Linked DNA regions of Homo sapiens: region 1 is linked to region 2. Evidence: chromatin contacts called from ENCODE Hi-C or POLR2A ChIA-PET data. All regions are on one chromosome and are shown on one strand. The core of a region is the stretch at or near the end of the contact, and the rest is flanking DNA. Distances in the headings are between cores, read along the strand shown.

The links. A loop is a pair of places that touch in the nucleus more often than their neighbours do. ChIA-PET counts read pairs that join two places held with the same protein, here RNA polymerase II (POLR2A).
Region 1: a loop to region 2 is called in a map of heart right ventricle, with 27 times the contacts of the local background. The contact joins the enhancer-like site here to the promoter of MTTP in region 2. A Hi-C loop is called at or near these places in 1 of 168 maps with a recorded cell type or tissue (heart right ventricle). POLR2A ChIA-PET finds 5 or more read pairs at or near these places in 1 of 52 experiments (H1).

What each region holds. Positions count from the first base shown.
Region 1 is chr4:102,741,889-102,745,743 of GRCh38, reverse strand. The region is part of intron 1 of MANBA (mannosidase beta); the gene reads left to right. Among named protein-coding and RNA genes, the nearest start is that of MANBA, 17 kb to the left of the region's middle. Within about 2 kb of position 2,188, at least 3 of the 41 ENCODE cell types and tissues checked have a DNase peak (open chromatin) inside an H3K27ac peak, as active enhancers do.
Region 2 is chr4:99,572,560-99,576,195 of GRCh38, reverse strand. It overlaps MTTP (microsomal triglyceride transfer protein), which reads right to left and starts at 1,372. Exons shown (of 18, transcript NM_001386140.1): 1 at 1,226-1,372. The coding sequence starts at 1,286.

The DNA.
Region 1 (3,855 bases), core at 939-3,438, 3.2 Mb before region 2:
TTGATTTGAACCCACTAAGTAGAGATTCTGCTTTTGATGTTGCAGCTCAGGGAGTTAAAAAAGGTTTTAATGGTTCTAATAGTTTATTTGCTTGGTTAGCTGAAATATGGATAAAAGATGGCCCACTGTGAGCAAGCTGGAAATGCCTGATCTCTCTCAGTTTAATGTAGAGGAAGGGATCCAAAAGTTTAGGGAGATTGGATGCTGGAGTGGATTGGTCACTTTGGACCTACCCATCCCAGCTGGGAGGGTCCAGAAGATACACCCTTGACCAACGCTTTGCGAAATGGATTTGTGATGGCGGCAACTGCATCTCTGAAGAGTCCTGTAATTGCTCTTCTCTGTATGTCAGATCTAACGGTGGGAACAACAGTCACTCCACCACAAAATTTATAGGCCCAGAAACCCTTGAATGAAGGGGAGGCTGGGTCCCCTTGAAAAGGACCCCACTATGCTAGTGACTATTTATGCTGTTAATATTTCTCCCATCCTTCCCCAAGGAGACCCCCAGTCTATTACCAGGGTAACTGCATTGAAGAAAGGGAAATGATCAGACATTTTGGGGACTACTGGACACTGGCTCTGAGCTGACATTGATACCAAGGGACCCAAAATGTCATTGTGGTCCTCCAGTTGAAGTAGAGGCTTATGGAGATCAGGTAATTAATGGAGTTTTAGCTCAGGTCTGACTTACAGGTCTGACTTCCTTCCTTGGAAGGAAATCCAGGGACCCACCCTGTGGTCATTTCCCAGTGCCAGAATGCATAATTGCCATAGACATACGTAGCAGGTAGCCAAACCCCCACACTGGCTCCCTGACTTGTAGGGTGAGAGTTATTATGATGGGAAAGGCCAAATGGAAACCATTAGAGCTACCCCTACCTAGAAAAATAGCAAATCAAAAACAATATCACATCCATGGAGGGATTGTGGAGATTAGTGCCACCATCAAGGACCTGAAAGTCTCAAGGGTGGTGATTCCCATCACATCCCTGTTCAAGTCTCCTATTTGACCTGTGCAGAAGACAGAAGGATCTTGGAGAATGACAGTGGATTGTTGTAAACTTAACCAAGTGGTGACTCCAATTGCAGCTGCTGTACCACATGTGGTTTCATTGCTTGAGCAAATTAACACATCTCCTGGTACCTGGTATGCAGCCATTGATTTGGCAAATGTCTTTTTCCCCATTCCTGTCCATAAGGCCCACCAGAAGCAATTTGCCTTCAGCTAGCAAGGCCAGCAATATACCTTTGCTGTCCTACCTCAGGGACATATCAACTCTCTGGTTTTATGTCATAATCTTGTTCGAAGAGACTTTGATCTCTTTCGCTTCCACAAGGTATCACACTGGTCCATTACATTGATGACATTATGCTGATTGGATCCAGTGAGCAAGAAGTACCAAACACACTGGACTTATTGGTGAGACATGTGCATCCAACCAAAATTCAGGGAACTTCTACCTCAGTAAAATTTCTAGGGGTCCAGTGGTATGGGGCCTATTGAGATATTCCTTCTAAGGTGAAGGATAAGTTGCTGCATTTGGCCCCTTCTACAACCAAGAAAGAGGCACAACGTCCTGTGGGCCTATTTGGATTTTGGAGGCAACACATTCCACATTTGGTTGTGTTACTCTGACACATTTAGCAAGTGACTCAAAAGGCTGCCAGTTTTGAGTGGGATCCAGAACAGGAGAAGGTTCTGCAACAGGTCCAGGCTGCTGTGCAAGCTGCTCTGCCACTTGGACCATATGACCCAGCAGATCCAATTGTGCTTGAGGTATCAGTGGCAGATAGAGATGGTGTTTGGAGCCTCTGGGAGGCCCTCATAGCTGAATCATGGCAGAGGCTGCTAGGATTTTGGAGCAAAGCCCTGCCATCTTCTGCAGATAACTACTCTCCTTTTGAGAGACAGCTCTTGGCCTGTTACTGGGCTTTGGTGGAAACCAAACCTTTGACTACGGGTCATCAAGTCACTGTGTGACCTGAACTGCCTATCATGAAGTGGGTGCTTTCTGACCCATCTAGCCATAAAGTAGGTTGTGTACAGCAGCATTCCCTCATCAAATGGAAGTGGTATATACATGATTGGGCTCGAGCAGGTCCTGAAGGCACAGTTAAGTTACATGAGGAAGTGGCTCAAAGGCAGAAGTGGCTCACTTCTGCCACCCTGCCGTCTCTCCCCCAGCCTGCACTAATGGCCTCATGGGGAGTTCCCTATTATCAGTTGACAGAGGAAGAGAAGACTAGGGCCTGGTTTATAGATGGTTCTGCACGATATGCAGGCACCACCCGAAAGTGGATAGCTGCAGCACTACAGCCCCTTTCTAGGACATCCCTGAAGGATAGCAGTGAAGGGAAATCTTCTCAGTGGGTGGGACTTCAAGCAGTGCACCTGGTTGTGCACTTTACATGGAAAGAAAAATGGCCAGATGTGCAGTTATATACTGATTCATGGGCTGTAGCCAATGGTTTGGCTGGGTGGTCAGTGACTTGGAAGAAGCATGATTGGAAAATTGTGACAAAGAAATTTGGGGAAGAGGTACGTGGGTGGACCTCTCTGAATGGTCAAAAACTATGAAGATATTTGTATCCCATGTGAGTACTCACCAACAGGTGGCCTTGGCAGAGGAGGATTTTAATAATCAAGTGAATAGGATGACTCGTTCTGTGGACAACACTCAGCCTCTTTCCCCAGCCATCCCTGTCATTGCCCAATGGGCCCATGAACAAAGTGGCCATGGTGGCAGGGATGGGGGTTACACATGGACTCAGCAACATGGATTTCCACTCAGCAAGGCTGACCTGGCCACGGCACTGCTGAGTGTCCAATTTGCCAGCAGCAGAGACCGACACTGAGCCCACGATATGGCACCATTCCTGGGGGTGATCAGCCAGCTACCTGGTGGCAGGTTGATTATATTGAACTGCTTCTATCGTGGAAAGGGCAGAGGTTTGTTCTCACTGGAATGGACACTTACTCTGGATATGGGTTTGCCTATCCTGCACGCAATGCTTCTGCCAAGACTACCATTCATGGACTGACATAATGCCTTATCCACCATCATGGTAATCCACACAGCATTGCCTCTGACCAAGGCCCTCACTTTACAGCTAAAGAAGTGTGGCAGTGGGCTCGTGCTCATGGAATTCACTGGTCTTACCATGTTCCTTATCATCCTGAAGCAGCTGGATTGATAGAATGGTGGAATGGCCTTCTGTAGTCACAATTACAATGCCAACTGGGTGACAATACTTTTCAGGGCTGCGGCAAAGTTCTCCAGAAGACCATGTATGCTCTGAATCAGCATTCAATATATGGTACTGTTTCTCCCATAGCCAAGATTCATAGGTCCAGGAAGCAAGGGATGGAAGTGGAAGTGGTACCACTCACCATCACCCCTAGTGATCCACTAGCAAAATTTTTGCTTCCTGTTCCTGCGACATTACGTTCTGCTGGTCTAGAAGTCTTAGTTCCAGAGGGAGAAACGCTGCCACCAGGAGACACAATGATTCCATTAAACTAGAAGTTAAGATTGCCACCTGGACACTTCGGGCTCCTCCTAAGTTTAAGTCAGTGGGCTAAGAAGGGAGTTACAGTGTTGGCTAGGGTGATTGACCCAGACTATCAAGACAAAATCAGTCTACTGCTCCACAATGGAGATAAGGAAGAGTATGCGTGGAATACAGGAGATCCCTTGGGGTGTCTCATAGTATTACCATGCCCTGAGATTAAGGTCAATGGGAAATTACAACAGCCCAATCTGGGCAGGACTACAAATGGCCCAGACCCTTCAGGAATGAAGGTTTGGGTCACTTTACCAGGAAAAAAACCATGACCTCCTGAGGTGCTGT
Region 2 (3,636 bases), core at 123-2,622:
CTCTCAGTCAGATATAATTTATAAATCTTCTTCTCATTAAAAAATTTCTTTTGTCCAAGTAAGAACTGTATGTTTAAATAGTAAATATTTAGAAATTGGTGAAAATATTTTCTTTAGTTCAAGAACCTACAGTGTGATTTGCTGAGGTGAATTGGTTTAAATTTAACCCTCTATTGCTCCAATAATGAAGATTAGGTTTTTTTCCTCATGTGGAAATTTTCTACACAAAAAATCCTGAGGCAAACTTTACTTTAATATCAAAAGCCACATTTATCCCTAACAGGTTTTATAAGTTTATAAGTGAATTGTTTTCTATCAATTACTTAGAGTACATGGTTTTAAAATTGGTCCCTATAACGCTATGTTGTTATATCAATTGGTTTTTAACAGTGTGTCTTCCTAAGAAACTAAAAAGTGATCATTTTACACAATGCAGCATTTGGAAAACCGATGTTTATAATGTAGCTGATCTGAAACATGATTCTATATTAATACACTTCACAACAGTTTTATGAAACCATTCCTCATAAAATGTTTTTTCACTTGCCTTTTCAATGGTATTAATTCATATGTATTTTTAAAATTAATTTCATCTTAAAATAGAAACTGTAAGTAGCAACATTATTTTTCCAAAGATAATGTCTTATTTCTTAAATCTGTATCAGGAAATTTAATTTTCTTTAATTCACTATGAATTCTATCATTTTTTAATTGTAACGGAATTAAATATATGTTGTGCCATTTCATTCATAATTCTTTGGCAAATCAAATGCCTTTTTCATTGGGTCTAATTCTTCTTGAGGTCACATTGCTAAGCAACTAAAAGAAAATTTAAGAACTCGGTTTTTAAAAAAAATCCTCATTTACAATTCAAATGAAGGAGCTGCATTCAATGTGACCAACAACAGCAGGTAACAATAGTGGGTATCTTTTTTCCTTCTTTTAAAAACAGACCATGAATGAGAAATTGAAGCAAGAACACACTGGTCTGAGGAACTGAAACTAAAAGAAATATCTGTTTTCTTAATGTTTGTAGGGATTTGAATTTGGTTTTCATTTCAACTCAGCCATGCTTTCACAAACATTCCAAAGTTACATGGTTTTGAAGATAGTTTAGTCAGAAACTCTTTCACTATTCACTCACACAAACACACACACACGCACGTATCTGCCTCCAACTCCAAAGATGGAAATTAAAGTTTAGCAAAAGGCAACACAAACTTACCTTTAACAGAAGCTGAATATGAGGAAATGAAGCAGAGAAAAAGCACAGCAAGAAGAATCATATTGACCAGCAATCCTCAACTGCATCCAGTGCCCAGCTAGGAGTCACTGAGAAGTGGACTCTTTCAATGGCAGCCAGTGAGGGAGTGACCCTCTTCAGAACCTGCAACAATCATGTTTATCTTTGGGGAAAGGTCAGACTCCAAACTCCAAAATCAGGACCTAAGTTCACTGAAGGGCTCACTATTAATGATTAAACGTAGGTGGGCTGCAGTTTTCAGTCTCTCACTCTTTTTAATTTTTTTCACCCAATGAGGAAACTTTAAATGTTTTCACTTTTGAGAGCTAAACCAAACCAGTCTACCATCCTATAAATGCAGAAGTACTGAGGGGCATTCAAAGAAAAAAACTGGTGGTGATACTTCTTTCTGCTTAATACATAATCATCATTATGCCTGTAATAGTAACTGCCTATATTCACATTACAATACTATGTGGGAGGGTAGTAAGGATTCTCAAACTCTGCTAAACCTAACCAAATTTTAATTTTTCTTGTATGGACATCTTTGAATTTTTATGCTATTATAAAAAATTCACACTGAATTTTAGGATTTAAATTTAAACTGTTAATTCATACCACCACCAATCACTTCAAAATAATGTTAAAGTAGATAGAACTTTCATGAAACATAGATGATTGTCCTTATGTGTGAAACTGTATGAGGTTGGAGCAAATCAGCATTGTCTGTCATTAGCACACTAGCAAGCCAATTATTTCATAGTAGACCTCTATTTGTGTCTGTGACAACACACATTTGTCTGAGTTCCCAAACAGGCTGGATGCAGTCCTGTCCTTTCTGAATCTCATTTCTAGGAAGAGATTAAGAGGGGGAATTCCAGATCTTAGTTCTTTTGCTACAGAATATTAATTAGAAAACTTCTGTAGAATTAAAGCAAATACCCTAGTATGGCTAAGGCCATACTAACTGAAGCAATCCTTGTCCCTGGAAACTCCCATGAGAGAGACCTGATATGAACAAAACCTACTAACCCTACTAGAGCACATAAAGCCTGCTAAACCTACTAAACCTATAAAATGAGGTGACTTAGGCCGCCTGTGGGAATGTTTTGGCAAAGAAGGGAAAAAATGTGCCAGCAAAGGGCTATTTGAATGTATTTAAAAATATTTATGGCCATATTTTAGTATAAAATGAATTCTTAAATCTATCCTGGTCACTCTCAAAACCCTTTTCTCAAACCGTAACCTTGAGCTTAAATCTTCCAGACAATCTAGGTAAAAGATAGTAGACTTGATACAGACACAATGCAATTTAAAATGTAAAAATCTACAAAGTTAAGCATATTTCCTCTTGAATTATATATATGAAGATCGAAACATGAAAATTGTTTGTTCTTCTATTGGGATTAGAATTTCATTTGCTGTCACAAATTTTGTATAAAAAATATAGCTATAGTACCTAGCAAAAATAAATTGTTTGGTTGGAGAAACCCCCTTAAGTTATAAATACGAAGTTTTCCGGGAGTTAAACAGAAAAGTAGCTTTGTTAAAGAAATATAAGTTTTTATGAAGAGTAGGGATTTTGAATACAAGGCAATGTGAAAGTGCTTTGTTACTTTCCATTTGAATAGATTTCTACAGTTTGCCACAATTTCTGTGATACATACATAGGGATATAAAATCATTATAGTCACTTGAACTTTACTTACATATTTATTTAAATTAAAAGCTAGTTTGTATTGTATTTGATTGTATGAGAGCTGTCCTTATGTATTTTCATTTGAGGCTCACAGTTACAAGACCTTTAATGTTTGTGGTTAGGCTATGTGGTGCATGATACGTGCCCTTCGGGTAAAGTACTATTCGTTGTCAAGTGTTTTCCAGAGTCCAACCAATAAAAGACATATCACTATTGCCTAACAAACTAAATTCTATTTCATTTGAGCATTTGATTTCCACTAGAAAGCTCCTATGAGTCACTGTATTAAGTAGCAATTTCAACATAAGATGTTCAAATAAGGCTGCTTCTGCTGGTTATAAATAACATCATCCTTTTATAAAATATAAACATAACTTTTTTCTTTTTACAAGGACATTTTAGAAAAGACTTCTGGAGATTGTTTCATTACAGATGACATAAGAATGCCAAAGCCTTTCCAAATTCAGTAAACTCTGTGTATCGAAGAAGTATGCTCTTCTGTTACTGTTGATCGTCCACAGCAAACACTGTGCAAACATGTGAGCACTACCTCCTAAAACTCACCAGCTATTTTACATAATATGTGAAGCAGGGCAGAAGCAAAGCACAGTAAAAAAACAAGAGCTGCCATCTATGGAACAATTACATACTTTGTTAATCACCTTACGTTTTTATAATAATCCTTACAACAGTC